Regions from separate parts of the Homo sapiens genome. Here regions 2 and 3 are each linked to region 1. Evidence: chromatin contacts called from ENCODE Hi-C or POLR2A ChIA-PET data. All regions are on one chromosome and are shown on one strand. Each heading gives the region's core, a stretch centred on a gene start or an enhancer-like site at or near the end of the contact. The rest is flanking DNA. Distances are from core to core; before and after follow the strand shown.

Region 1 (4,873 bases), core at 1,183-3,682:
AAGGCGAAACTGCAGAGACAATAAAAAAATGAGTAGTCACCAGGGGCTGGACGAGGGAGAGATAAATAGGGAGAGCACAGATAATTTTTAGGGCAGTTAAAATATTCTGCATAAAACTACAGTGGTAGAGATATGTCATTATACATTTGTCCCAACCCATAGAATGTACACCAAGTGAACCCTAATGTAAACCATGAACTCTGAGTGATAATGATGTGTCAAATAAAGGTGCATTGATTGCAACAAATGTACCACTTTGGTGGGGAATCTTGATAGTAGGGTAGGTTGTATATGTGTGGGGACAGGGGTATTTGGCAACTGTCTGTACTTTTCACTCAATTTTACTGTGAACCTAAAACTGCTCTAAAAATAAAATTTATTAATAAAAAAACAAATATACAGAAACATTTGGGAAAGTAAGAGGATCTTAACGGCTATTCACACTTTCTTGTGCAAAAGTTTGGGAGGGTCATTTTTTCTCTACCTACGGGGAAAATAGCTTTGATTGTGGGTAGAAAAAAGAGGAATATGGTAATTTTAGTGTTTGGAGGAATGTAATAGCACTAAACTTGGGGAGGTAGAAACTAGTAGGTTGTAGGTTGTAAGGAAGGTAAAACGGTACCAATAATTTTTGCCAATTTAAAAATGATAACCAAGTGTACTGGTTAATTTTATGTGTCAACTTGACTGGGTTAAGGGATGGCCAGATAGCTGGTAAAACATTATTTCTAGGTGTCTCTGTAGGTTGTTTCTAGAAGAGATTAGCATTTGGGTTGGTAGACTGAATAGGAAAGGTCACCCTCACCAGTGCAGATGGGTGTCATTCAATCCATTGAGGGCCTGAGGAGAACAAGGAAAGGCAAATTTGCTCTCTCTGAGCTGGGGCATCTATGTTCTTCTGCCCTTAGACATCAGTGCTCCTGGTTCTTGGGCCTTTGTACTTAGACTGGGACTTATATCATTGGTTCCCCTGGTCCTCAGGCCTCCAGATTTGAACTGGTACTATACCATCAGCTCTCCTGGTTGTCCAGCTTACAGATGGCATACTGAGATTTTGCAGACTTCATAACTGTGTGAGCCAATTCCTATTATAAATCTCCTTTTGTATATCTACATATATCCTATTGGTTTTTTTTCTCCAGGGATCCCTAACTAACACACCCAGGGTTGGTCCTATGTGGTATGAAGGCAGTGCTGTGTTGATATATGTAAGTGTGTGTATAGATATGTTTTTAATAACATTATTATCTGCATGCGTAATTTTGTGTCTTCCTTTCTAAAGTTTTCACCTTATACTTCCTTTTCTTGTGTTGTATGAACCAGAACTTCTAGAGTAATGTTGAATAACAGAGAATGATAGTTGGATTCCTAGCCTTGTTCCTGATTTTAAGGTGAACATGCCCAGAGTTTTAATGTTCAATGTAATGCTTACTTTTGATTTCTGTTAATAATCCAGGATTTAAATGACACACCCATAACAATAAAGTATACTAAGAACTTTTATTAGAAATGGCTATTGAATTTCATAAAATGTCTATTAATTAGTCAAAATTAATTCATTTCTATTTATTATAACTTTTGCATAAATTTCATAACTTTTTATATGTACATATACTTACACACGTGCATAGTTTTTGCAGATGCATAAATGTGTGATGTATGTACTTTTTACATCCTTATCCCACCTTCTCCCATATCCCAGATTAACAACCTTAAATGTATCCTTCTGTACTTTTCTGATAATAACGTATTTCTTTATATATGTATATTGTATGCACACTTTTGCATTTTGCTTTTCTCCTTTAACAATATTTCGTGGAAATATCTCCAAGTTAAACAGATGTTACATTTTGGTCCTGCCCTGCTATTTATTAACTGTATGTCCTTGAGTAGGGTAAGTAAGTTTTCTGGCACAAGTTTTTCTACTTAAGAGGACAACTATTCCTTTCTCCCAGGACTACTGTGAGAACCAAATGATATCATATATATAAAGCACTAAACATGGAACCTGGCAAATCGTAGGCTCTAAGCAAGTGTTACCCAATCTCATATCCAGTACAGGGAGGGCAAACCTTTGTCCTTTCCCATTTGGCAGTTATGGCCTCTGGGCTGAAGATTTGTAACTCTGCCAATGCCTGAGCACCTGTGGAGGGTCTGGAAGGATCCCTGGGTGTTGGTTTGGTTCAGAGCAACAGTGGTGGAGCCCCATGACCTGGTTTTGAAACCATGCATCATCACTTCCTAGCACGGACAACTTTCTAAACCTCTCTGTGCTTCCGCTTCCTCATTTGTAAAATGGGAATAAGAGTACCTGTCTGTTACTCCTATTGTGGGTGTAATGAAATCATCCATGTGACACACTTGGAGCAGTGCCTGATACATTGAAAGCCCTCAATGAGTATAAGTGAGTGAAGTGACAGGGCACAAGATTTGAAATCAATTGGCCGAGCGCCACCATTTTCTGGCTGTTGGACTTTGAGCAAGTTATTATTGCCATCAAAAGTAATTGCAAAAACCACAATTACTTTTGCACCGACATCACACAAGCTGACTAGATCCCAGTCTTCATCTGTGAAATGGGGCTAATCCCCACTTTCAAGCACTCCTTTGAGAGCAAATGAAGGTTATGAATGAAGGTGGTGCTCAGAGCAGGCTGCTTCCCTGCCAGGGTTATAGTCCAGCCAATGGACTGAATGTGCTTGGCTGTCCTAGGACTGTACCCAGCCTTCATAATTCTCTCAATTCCAAACACAGGCCTGCCAACGAACGTTTAGAACCCAAGTTCACTGTGAATTGGGACATGCCTGCATCTCATCTGTCCATTCTCTTCAGGTGCTGGGGTCATGCTTTGCTCTCAGCAGGCATTACCACTTCATTTTGTTTCTTTCCTGTAAAGGGGAATACATATTTTATTTAAAAGTTACTCATCTTGCTCTCTGGGGCATGGACCTATTGCTAGTTCAGTAGGCTTTGTAGGATGACTGTGATGTGTGTTTACAGTTAGAGGAAGTGGGAATGGGACCAAGATGAGGACGATGTATATGAATTTCAGCTGACTTTCTTGCCCTCTGCAGGCTATTGCAATCCTCCAAGGACATCAGTTTCCTTTTCAAATCTCTGCATGGAAACTCTCTCACTTCCTTCCTTCTAAAGCAAAGCTATACACACACACACACACACACACGCACACACACACGCACACACACACACGATAAAAATAAAAATGCAGCTTTCCAGGCAGGCATCTCCTTCAATGCAAACACAAAATCCTCTCAAGAGAACAATTCATGGGGCAGACATCATCACATCAGACAATTTGTCCATCTCTTCTTGCTGAGACTTACTTGCTACTGTTGGCAGTACGGTAATTCAGTACGTTTGCTCTAAGCCTGTGCATAAAACTGTTTAAAAAATTTAAAAAAAAACCTTGTCCCTTACACTGCATTGCACGCATGCCTATGGGGCCAGTTCATGATTTATTTTTATTTTTTTTCAGAAAAGAAACAAAAGCATTTGCACAGCTGTGGGTTTGGGGAATTAAGTATGATTCAGCAGTACCCTCTCCTGGCCTCTTTGGGAACTGTAGAAAGCTCTGAGGTGAAGGAATCTTGGGATTTCAGAGGAGGAAACCCGTAGAAATAATTGGTTTCTTTTCTTTGTAATCCATAATAATATGAGATATCGCACTCCCACCTTATTCAAGGATGTTTAGTTTCATGAAACATTTCTCCATATTTCAGTAAATTGTAATAATCCTGTTACTTTTTATAAAATTTTTTGGCAACCCAAGTGAACAAATAACCGCATTTCTGTGCATGGTCTCCGGAGTCATTGGAATATTCCATCCGGGCCACACTTCTGCCTGTATCCATTTAGGTGGCACAATTCCAAGAAGTGGTGCCCAGTTCTGCTCTTTTATTGAAGAAGATTCTGTCATTCATTGACTGGAGTGAGTATCGATGAACAGAACAAGTTCTGTGTTCAACCACAGGCAGTTCCATTTTGAATCATTTTTCCATGCTGTGGATACCAAGTATTTGTACTATGTGTAAAAGGAATTAAGCTGGCTAACTTCAAGGAGATCAAATGCTCTGTTTTCTCTATCAGACATTCTGAATAATTAAGTGTTATCTTATATCCCTTACATAAATGACCGAGCTTCCCATACCTGGAACCTAACCAATTTTGTAATTTGCACTAAGGTGATACTGTTTTCTTCCTTTGGTGTCTGAAAAGGCACATCAGGGTCATTATCAGTTTTTTAAGGAAAACTGATAATGTTTTGCTAAAATAGGCCGAAGTGCTGCTGATTGATGGAATCCCCAGAGCAGAGCACTGATTTTTCAAAATTAGTAAATAAAAACACTTAAGCAGTTGGGCCAATTGGAGAGCACGTGCATATGATGGAAAAATAGGGAGTCAAATAAATGGATTCCAGCCTCTGCCACGTGCTACTTTTTAAGCCTTAGATTTCTTTTTTCTTTTTCTTTTTTTTTTTTTTTTTGAGACTGAGTCTCACTCTGTCGCCCATGCTGGAATGCAGTGGCCCGATCTTGGCTCACTGTAACCTCCACCTCCCGGATTCAAGCGATTCTCCTGCCTCAGCCTCCTGAGTAGCTGGGATTACAGGCACTCACCACCACACCCGGCTAATTTTTGTATTTTTAGTAGAGACGGGGGTTCCACCATGTTGGCCAGGCTGGTCTCGAACTCTTGACCTCAGGTGATCCATCCGCCTTGGCCTCCCAAAGTGCTGGGATTACAGGCGTGAGCCACCGTGCCCGGCCAAGCCTTAGATTTCTTATCTGTAAAATGGAACCGCTATGAGGATTAAATGAGACAATGTGTGTTAAATTCTTAGCACAGTGTATAG
Region 2 (4,873 bases), core at 1,778-4,277, 170 kb before region 1:
CCTAGTTAAACTACCCCACACCCTGTCTGCTTTCCTTGCTTATTTTTCTCCATAGCATTTTACCATCTCTTACATTAGACATTTTTCTTATTTATTTGTAGTTTATAAGCTTCATGAGGCAAGTAACTTTGCTTTGTTTCTTGCTGTATCTCCAGTGCCCAGAGCAGTGCCTGGTATATAATAAATATTTATTGACTGAGTGAATGAGTTTTACATGGCCTTATGAATTAACGGTGAGTCTAAATGTTATAATCATACTTTGAGAGGGAGAAAGCCAGTTCTATTTTCTACTTTCCTCTTAAGAAGTTCAAAAATTCATTTTATTAAAAAAACAGGAGGTAAAATATATACACAGCCAAATCTAGTGAAAGAAAATCTGATGAATATAAGTTCATTTACGTTTTAGAAATTTTTGTGCAGTGAGGAAAACCAGTACTGTTAGAAAAGTCATGCCAACTCAGCCACTGTCAGGAGTAAGTTGATTTTCCATTGAAGTCCCCAAATTCCCTCTTAATGGAGTATTGGCTATATCTTAAACATATCTTTAGTTTAAGACTTCTGAAAATGTTGTCTTTGTCTAAAATGTTAAAATCCCATCCTACTACTGACCTGCTACTCTTTTTTCTGGGGTGATTTTACCCCCAACAAATTCTATAAATGCCTTCTCTGGCTCTGATTCAAAAAGTGCTCACAAATGGAAATGCTGGGGACAGAAAATTTCAACTTCTTCACCTGTCATACTCATATCATAGCTGAACACTCTAATAGCACACACACACACACACACACACACACACACAGACCCACACACACACACACACACCCCTATCATCTTCTGGGTAGGGGAAGGGAAAGGCGCTTGAACAACAGACACAAGAGCTGGTCTAATAATTCATGTAGCACCTTCTGTTTCCTTCGTTGAAATTTTACTCTGAAGGTGACTCAGAGTCAATTAAATTGGTGTGCAATGAGTTCATCTCTAAACTGATTCTTTTCTTTGGTGAAATGAAGCTTATTAAACTTAATAAAGGTAATTAAACTTGAAAAAGATGAGCTTATATGTCTCTTACTACTCCAAGAAAGACTGAACTCAGCTGGTTACTCATGGATAGTTCAATAAGACAAATCAAATCAATTGGAAAGGAACGAGATGGGTAAAAAAAAAAAAGCCATTAAATGAATCTGCTCAATAAGCACTCCTTTACCATGCTAATAAAAATAATGTAACCCAGTTCTGTAAAAAGGTTCTAGTACTTTGAAACTCAAGTTCAAAACAAAATAAAATGCAAACTTCGCTTCACCTAACACCTCCCACAACATTCTAGCTACCCAACTGGGTGAATATTGTAATTGCCCACAACCCCGAATTCACTTTTTCCCTCCAGTATGATAAAACAGATTGATTCCCTTTTAAAGCAATACCCTTTCTTCTCTCCCATCTTGTCGGTATCAGAGATAATGGATAGGTGAGAAAAAATTAAAGAAGCTTCTGGATTCATTGTAATGGGGACCTAACCATCACACTATGCAGCAGCAAATGGGATGGTCTGGAAAGCAGACCAGAACCTTGTCTGGTAACTTTGCTTCTAATGTCTGTCTGTGTTTCCTAAACTGAGGCCTAACTCTTGACTTTTTGACAGTGGTGCTCATAAGAAAGTTTGGGGCTGGGCACGGTCACTCATGCCTGTAATGTCAGCACTTTGGGAGGCTAATGCAGGAGGATCACTTGAGTCTAGGAGTTCAAGACCAGCTTGAACAACATAGGGAGACCCTGTCTGTATTAAAAAAAAAAATTAGCCAGACGTGATGGTGCAGGCCTGTAGTCCCAGCTACTTAGGAGGCTGAGGCTGCAGTGAACTGGGATCATACCCCTTCAAGAACACATGTGAATGGTGGGGCCTCTCAGCTTTCTCTGATTTGGCAACCCAGAAGAAATATGTGCTTTCTCTTTGAAGATTCACAGGATCCTAGCACTTGGAAACCTAGGCCACTGTCCAGAGCAGAAGGTCACACAATTTCTCAGAGTGACTTTTGTTCATTTCAGGGTGTTGACACCGGGCCCAACACTTGAAAATTGCTTGAGATGATAAATTGCTTGAGGTGATCAAAGAATATATCAGCTCTTCAAAGCTGACCTCATTCTTGGTGCAACTCTCAGGGCCAGAATGTGTGCTTCCCGAAGCTCATTTTCCTATCTGATTTGCCTGTTGAAACTCTGTGAAAGACCCTTGAATGCTAGGAATTTGAAGGGACAAAAAGTTGAAGAAAGGTGAATGGATTTCAGGGTGGAAGTGGACTGGATTTTACTCTCACTTCATCAGGCAGAGCTATCTCAGTGATAAATTGAAACTCTCCTCTGGCTCCAAAGAACAAATCATGAGCTGGGTGGAAATGTCAGTTGAGAAGAAGAGCAGCAAACAGCTTTGTTTTCCTATAGTTGTGGTTTTACATGGTGATGATGACACACGAAGATGAAAATGTGCAGCATGAACTCCAGTTGTTATCTGAGTGAGCATCTCTGCCAACACTGAAGGATATGTGTGGGTGTCACCTGAAAACAAAGAGAAAGACAGAGAGAGAAAAAGAAGAAAAGGAGGCCCTGTTTCGGAAAGAAGAGCCAGTTAATCAAAGATCAGCAGTGACAAGTGGCGCTGTTTATTTCATGAGCTTTATATGTGATTTCCTTCCCCTTGCTAATCTCGTCTGAATTTATTCTCTGGACTAAATATATTTGCATCTGGTGACTGAGGAAGGGGTGGAAAAGGTGACCTTGAATGGGCATCGGGGTAGTTACCATAGTTATTTAGTCATTTCTTCAGTCTCTTGGGCACACACTTAGCTTCCCAAATGGAGGTTTCTGCTAACTTTTGAGAACCTGTGACATATTACACAGGGAAGACAAACTTCAGGTGGTTGTTGGGGACCCTCTTTTATCCCCAACCCTATGCAATGCTTGTTTCATTTGCTTTATGTTTCTCCTTCCTCTCTTCTACTTCATTCATTCTAGAACTAGTTAATGGGCACCTGCCCAGCACTAAGATGTGGGCTAGGTACAGGGATGTGGCAGTGTGCAGCACAGATATTACCTCCACACTTCCGAAGTGTAGAGTGTCTGCTTTGTATATTACTTCAGTTTTTTTTTTCTTTTCCTGCCCCCTATATCCTGCTTCTAGGGGTAACCACTTAGTCTTGATTTTGGGACTTAGATCTTAATGTGGCTACTTGATAGCCTTTGTTGGTTTGCCTGAAATTCATTTCTTTGACATGTTCCTATTTAACATCTCTAACTCTTTCAATGTCATAGATCAGGAATCAGCAAATTTTTTTCTGTTAAGGGCCAGATAGTAAATATTTTAGGCTTTGTGACTATACTGTCTCTTATAGATAATAAGTTTTGCCACTGTAGTGTGAAAGCAGCCATAAACAATATATAAACAAATAAGCATGGCTGCATTCCAATAAACCTTTATTTATGGATATTGATATGTGAAGTTCGTGTGATTTTCATGTCATGCAATATTACTTTTCCTTTGTTTTTTTCCCCCAACCATTTATAGATGGAAAATCCATTTTTAGTTCATGGGCTGTACAAAGGCAGGTAGTGGGCTGGACATGGCTTATGGGCTACGGTTTGCTGATCCTTGACTTAGATCTAAGCTGCAACCTTAGCTATAGGCTTATTTTTGAGTTCCAGCCACCTTCTACATTTTTAGGGCCAGAAGGAATTGGTTTGAATGTGTGTAAAGGCTTCTTGGGAGTGCTGAGAGTCAAGCATCTCTTTTGAAAGAAGGACATGGATCAATAAAGAAGAAGGAAGAGCTTTCATCTAAGGAAAGCCATTTGAGGTAGAAGAAATGGGAAGTTATAAGCAAAGGGAATGAGAAGCTGTTTCAGGAAGACAGAGTCTTCTGTATATTATTATTATTAATTTTGACAGAGTCTTGCTCTGTCACCCAGGCTGGAGTACAGTAGCATGATCTCAGCTCACTACATCCTCTGCCTCTCGGGGTCAAGCGATTCTCATGCCTCAGTCTCCTCAGTAGCTGGGATGATAGGCACACGCCACCACTCCCGGCTAATTTTTTTATTTTTTATTTTTATTTTTAGTAGAGATGGGGTTTCACCATGTTGGCGAGGCTGGTCTCGAACGCCTGGCCTCAAGTGATCCACCCACCACGGCCTCCCAAAGTGTTGGGATTACAGGCATGAGCCACTGTGCCTGGCCTATATTATTGATGAAAGCCTAAACATCTTGGGAGCTCTTGTTACTCTTTTCTCAAGTCCTTTCTACTCTTTTCCCTCTTTTCTAGGCATCACATCCTTGTAATCTCCAAGGAAACAAATTTCTTTCTTTCTTTTTTTTTTTTTTGAGATGGAGTCTCGATCTATCGCCCAGGCTGGAGTGCAGTGGCACTATCTCCGCTCACTGCAAGCTCTGCCTCCTGGTTCATGCCATTCTCCTGCCTCAGCCTCCCGAGTAGATGGGACTACAGGCATCCGCCACCCACCACCACGCCTGGCTAATTTTTTGTATTTTTAGTAGAGACAGGGTTTCACCATGTTAGCCAGGATGGTCTCGATCTCCTGACCTCGTGATCCGCCCACCTTGGCCTCCCAAAGTGCTGGGATTATAGGCATGAGCCACCGCGCCCGGCCAGGAAACAAATGCACAGAAGGAAGGGGGCAGAAAATGGTCTGTGTCCAATGTGATGAACAGGCTTGACTTCCCTGCTAATTCTTCCCTATGTAGTACATCCAAATCCAACTCTGGGTGGGTAGAGATCAGAAGCAGCTGTCTCAGAATTGGCCTCCTACTTTCTACCTATCTCATGTTTCCAGTCTGCATTTGGCTGCCATTTATGAGTGGCCAAGA
Region 3 (4,873 bases), core at 1,128-3,627, 150 kb before region 1:
TTTCAGCTAATTTTGGGTTTGGTGTGCTCTTACTTTTCTAGTTCTTTAACATGTATTATTAGGTTGTTTATTTGAAGTGTTTCCTTTTCTTTTCTTTTCTTTTTTTTTAGACAGAGTCTTGCTCTGTCGCCCAGGCTGGAGTGCAGTGGCTGATCTCGGCTCACTGCAAGCTCTGCCTCCTGGGTTCATGCCATTCTCCTGCCTCAGCCTCTCGAGTAGCTAGGACTACAGCCACCACGCCCAGCTAATTTTTTTTGTTTTTTGTATTTTTAGTAGAGACAGGGTTTCACTGTGTTAGCCAGGATGGTCTCGATCTCCTGACCTTGTGATCTGCCCACCTTGGCCTCCCAAAGTGCCAGGATTACAGGCATGAGCCACCGTGCATGGCCACAATGTTGTAATATTCTGTGTACTTACTATTACCAGTGAGTTTTGTACCTTCAGATGATTTTTTATTGCACATTAATGTTCTTTTCTTTCAGATTAAAAACTCCCTTTAGCATTTCTTATAGGACAGTTCTGATGTTGATGAAGTCCCTCAGCTTTTGTTTGTCTGGAAAAGTCTTTATTTCTCCACCATGTTTGAAGGATATTTCCACCAGATATACTATTCTAGGATAAAAGTTTTTTTCTTTCAGCATTTTAAATATGTCATGCCACTCTATCCTGGCCTGTATGTTTTACACTGAAGAGTCTGCTGCCAGACATATTGAAGCTCCATTATATGCAATTTATTTCTTGCTGCTTTTGGGATACTTTCTTTATCCTTGACCTTTGGGAGTTTGATTATTAAATGTCTTGAAATAGTCTCATTTGGGTTAAATCTGCTTGGTGTTCTATAATCCTCTTGTACTTGAATATTGATATATTTCTCTAGGTTTGGAAAGTTCTCTTTTTTTTTTATCCCTTTGAATAAATTTTCTACTCCAATCTCTATCTCTATCTCTTCTTTAAGGCCAATAACTCTTAGATTTGCCCTTCCAAAGCTGTTTTCTAGATCTTGTAGGTGTGCTTCATTCTGTTTTCTCCTCTCACTGTGTATTTTCAAGTAGCCTATCTTCAAGCTCATGAATTCTTTCTTCTGCTTGATCAATTCTGCTGTTGAAAGACTGATGCATTCCTTAATATGTCAACTGTATTTTTCAGCTCCAGAATTTCTACTGGATTTTTTTTTTTTTTTGAGACGGAGTCTTGCTCTGTGGCCCCAGGCTGGAGTGCAGTGGCGCAATCTCGGCTCACTGCAAGCTTCGCCTCCCGGGTTCATGCCATTCTCCTGTCTCAGCCTCCTCAGTAGCTGGGATTACATGTGCCTGCCACCACGCCCAGCTAATTTTTTTGTATTTTTTAGTAGAGACGGGGTTTCACCATGTTAGCCAGGATGGTCTCGATCTCCTGACCTCGTGATCCACCCGCCTTGACCTCCCAAAGTGCTGGGATTACAGGCGTGAGCCACCACGCCTGGCCTGGATTTTTAAAAATTATTTCAATCTCCTTGTTAAATTTATCTGATAGGATTTTGAATTCCTTCTTTATGTTTTCATGAATTTCACTGAGCTTCCCCAAAACACATATTTTGAATTATCTATCTGAAAGGTCACATATTTCTGTCACTCCGGGATTGGTCCACTGGTGCCTGATTTAGTTGATTTGGAGTGGTCATGTTTTCTTGGATGGTCTTGATGCTTGTGGAAATTTATCATTGTTTGGGCATTGAGGAGTTCGGTATTTATTGTAGTTTTCACAGTCTGGGCTTGTTTGTACCTGTCCTTTTTGGGAAGGCTTTCCAAGTATTCAAAGAAAATTGAGTGTTGTGATTTAAATCTTTGATCACTATAACCATACCTGCATTAGCAGGCACCATAAGCCCAGTAATGCCGTGACTCTTGCAGATTCATACAGGTACCATCTTGGTGGCCTTAGATAAGATCCAGGAGAATCCCTAGATTACCAGGCAGAGATTCTTGTTCTCTTCCCTTACTTTCCCCTAAACAAATGAAGTCCCATTGTCCATGCTGAGCTTCCTGGAATTGGGGGAGGGGTGGCACAAGCACCGTTGTGGCCATCAGCACTGGGCTACACTGAGTCAGACTCAAAGTGTAGCACAGCACACTGAGTCTTACGCAAGGCCTGCAGTGACTACTGCCTGGCTACTGCAAATGTTCACTCAAGGCCAAGGGCTCTTCAGTCAGCAGGTGGTGAATCCATCCAGGCTTGTGTCTTTTTCTTCAGGGAGGTGAGCTTCCCCTGGCCCAGGGCAGGTCCAGAAATGCCATCGGGCAGCCAGGGCCTGGAGTCAGGAACCTGAGGAATGTACTTGGTGCTCTATCCTCCTGCAGCTGAGCTGACACCCAAGCCACAAGATAAAGTCTTTCCCACTCTTCCTTTTCCTTTCCTTATGCAGAAGGAGTTTCTCTCCCTGTCCACCACTGCCCTAGGCCCATGACAAATACTGTCAGGCTATGGCTGAAGTTCACACAAAGCCCAAGGGCTTTTCAGTCAGCTTGTGGTGAGTGCTGCCATGCTTGGGTCTCTCCTTTCAGGGCAGTGGGCTCCCCTCTAGCCTGGGGCAGGTCTAGAAATGCCTTCCAGGAACCAAGGCCTGGAATCTGGGACCCCAAGAGCCTGCTCAGTGCTCTACCCTACTGTAGCTGAGCTGGTCCCCAAGCTGCAAAACAAAGTCCCCTTTAATTTTCCCTCTCCTTTCCTCGAGCAGAAGGAGTCTCTCCCTGAGGCCACCACAGCTTGGAATGCACTGAGTCACAGCAGAAGCCAGCATGGCTCTGAGTCTCACCCAAGGCCTGTGGCAAGTACTGCCTGGCTACCACTGATATTTATTCAAGGCCAAAGGGCTCTTTAGTCAGCAGGTGATTAATCCTGCCAGGACTGGGTCCTTTCCTTCAAGGCAGCAGGTTCCCTTCTGGACCTAAATGTGTCTAGAAATGTTTTTCAGGAGCTAGTGCCTGGAATGGGGGCCTCAGGACTCTGCCTGGTGCCCTAACCTACTGTGGGTGAGTTGGTATCCAAGTTGCAAGAAAAGGTCCTCTTCACGCTCCCCACTCCTCTCCTCAAACAGAAGGAAGGAGCCTCTCCTGGAGCTGCGAGCTGTGCTGCCTTGGGCTGGGGAGGGGTGATGCAAACACTCTCTTGGCTGCTCTGGCTGGTGTCTCACTATGTCGCATGCCCCCCAAGTCCACTGGTTTCAAGCCACATGGCATCAGTAGTTGCTTAGGAATTACAGTCCTTGTGGCCTAGACTACCTTTCAAGTTTATTTAGGACCCCAGAGTACTTTAGCCTGAAGTGGTGGGGCTTGCTGGAACTCAGGTTCTGACCACTGGGATGGGCAATTCTCCTCTGGCTAGGGTTGGTCTAGATGCTCCCTCTGTGGGTTCTGGCTGAATTCTGCCCTGTGTTGCTTTCTGCTGTGGCAGGACAGTACTGAGTTCCAACGTAAAGTCCTGCAATCACTGCACTCTTTCTCCTCCAAGCACACACATTTTCTCTCTGCTGCTGCCAGGCTATGGGGGAGGGGTGATGTCAGTGATTCAAGACAGTCTTTATTACCTTCTTCAGTGTCCCTTTCCTTGATATGATGTTAAAACCATGCACTGTGAAGGAATGTGTATTTTTGAATCCATTCTCATGTTGAATCAATCCACAGAAAGATACACAAATCTAACGTCATTTCTGTTCAAACAAACAAAAAAATTCAGTTAGTTGTTGTGCATCTGTGATGTCAAACATCAACGAGACACTTGGATATAATGTTTGTGAATTTGTTTTCAGTCTTGAAAGCCTTCTGTGTAGAAGAGAGATAAGTGAGTTTCATTTTATGAGGCCCAGAGGTATAGAATAAAGACCAATGACTTGATTTCTCAGGAGAACCAAATTAAAACAGTTGAAGCTCCTCTCTGTTTCATTCCAAAATGGCAAGAGATGTATGTTGAAAGCAAGAATAAAGGGCTTTGGTTGGGCTCAAGAGGCGTCATCTGTTTAAAATATGGCAATAGTGCGTATTGTCCTCAAATTCCTTACCCCAGGTCAAAGTGTTAGGGAAAGAGGCCTGGTCTACTAATGGGTACATGGTTCCCAAAGGTATTCCCCTATCTAACATCAGGGCCTTGGTTAACAACACATTTCTTCTAAAAGGGACAGAAACAACTTCTTAACTCCACTTCCAAACTTCCTAAGAGAGCAGTGTGGGGAAATGATGATTCCTTGCTTTAATTTATACTGCCTATTTCCCTTCCACCTACACAGGAAAGGCAGGAGAGTGCAGTAGAACTGGCACTTCCTTCTTACATAGTAGGATGAAGTAATTGAAGTAAGATGAAGTAGGATGAAGAGTTGACTATATGCCTTGGACATCTCTTACGTATCACTGCAAATCTCAACCTTGCCTGTCTCTTTTTGCTCCTTCTATTGAGGCAAGCAGCTTCATGCAGTTTCAACCTGACAGTACCTCATCTCAGACGCCCTCTGAATGCTGCTCACCTGCTCTGGAGCTTCTGAGCTGATACCTTTGTGTAGATTCCTTAGAAACACAGTTGGTGCCCACATATGCTTGGCAGATTAGATTATGACTTTCAATCTTCATTCCCTCCCTGTAATAGAATTATACATTGAAACTCATTGTCAAGTGTTTTTATTTTTAGTACCTCCCAGTGGAAGAGATGGAGATTTTATCTCTGCCTCCTTGACTTTGGGTTTGGCTATATGACTTTGGCCAATGGAATATGGAGTGCATGGGATGCAGGCAGAAGCTGTAAATGTCTGTGTTGTTTGACTTGGTCTCATGTTTCTGCCATTCACCATGAGAAAGCATGGACCAGGAAGTTTCTGGTCCAAAGAGAAGATACATATGGAGTAGAATTG

Evidence for each region. Hi-C counts contacts between places; a loop is a spot of excess contacts on that map. ChIA-PET counts read pairs that join two places held with the same protein, here RNA polymerase II (POLR2A). Pooled maps may share reads with other maps.
Region 2: a loop to region 1 is called in a pooled map, with 3 times the contacts of the local background. The contact joins two enhancer-like sites. A Hi-C loop is called at or near these places in 2 of 168 maps with a recorded cell type or tissue (PC-3 and naive thymus-derived CD4-positive, alpha-beta T cell) and 7 of 50 pooled maps. POLR2A ChIA-PET finds 5 or more read pairs at or near these places in 9 of 52 experiments (CD4-positive, alpha-beta T cell, GM12878, activated CD4-positive, alpha-beta T cell and 5 more).
Region 3: a loop to region 1 is called in a map of K562, with 5 times the contacts of the local background. The contact joins two enhancer-like sites. A Hi-C loop is called at or near these places in 2 of 168 maps with a recorded cell type or tissue (K562 and PC-3) and 8 of 50 pooled maps. POLR2A ChIA-PET finds 5 or more read pairs at or near these places in 3 of 52 experiments (activated CD8-positive, alpha-beta T cell, activated CD8-positive, alpha-beta memory T cell and activated T-cell).

What each region holds. Positions count from the first base shown.
Region 1 is chr2:203,906,304-203,911,176 of GRCh38, forward strand. No RefSeq gene overlaps it. Among named protein-coding and RNA genes, the nearest start is that of ICOS, 28 kb to the right of the region's middle. Within about 2 kb of position 2,433, at least 10 of the 41 ENCODE cell types and tissues checked have a DNase peak (open chromatin) inside an H3K27ac peak, as active enhancers do.
Region 2 is chr2:203,738,709-203,743,581 of GRCh38, forward strand. It overlaps CD28 (CD28 molecule), which reads left to right. Exons shown (of 4, transcript NM_006139.4): 4 at 1-204. Among named protein-coding and RNA genes, the nearest start is that of CD28, 35 kb to the left of the region's middle. Within about 2 kb of position 3,028, at least 4 of the 41 ENCODE cell types and tissues checked have a DNase peak (open chromatin) inside an H3K27ac peak, as active enhancers do.
Region 3 is chr2:203,757,059-203,761,931 of GRCh38, forward strand. No RefSeq gene overlaps it. Among named protein-coding and RNA genes, the nearest start is that of CD28, 53 kb to the left of the region's middle. Within about 2 kb of position 2,378, at least 3 of the 41 ENCODE cell types and tissues checked have a DNase peak (open chromatin) inside an H3K27ac peak, as active enhancers do.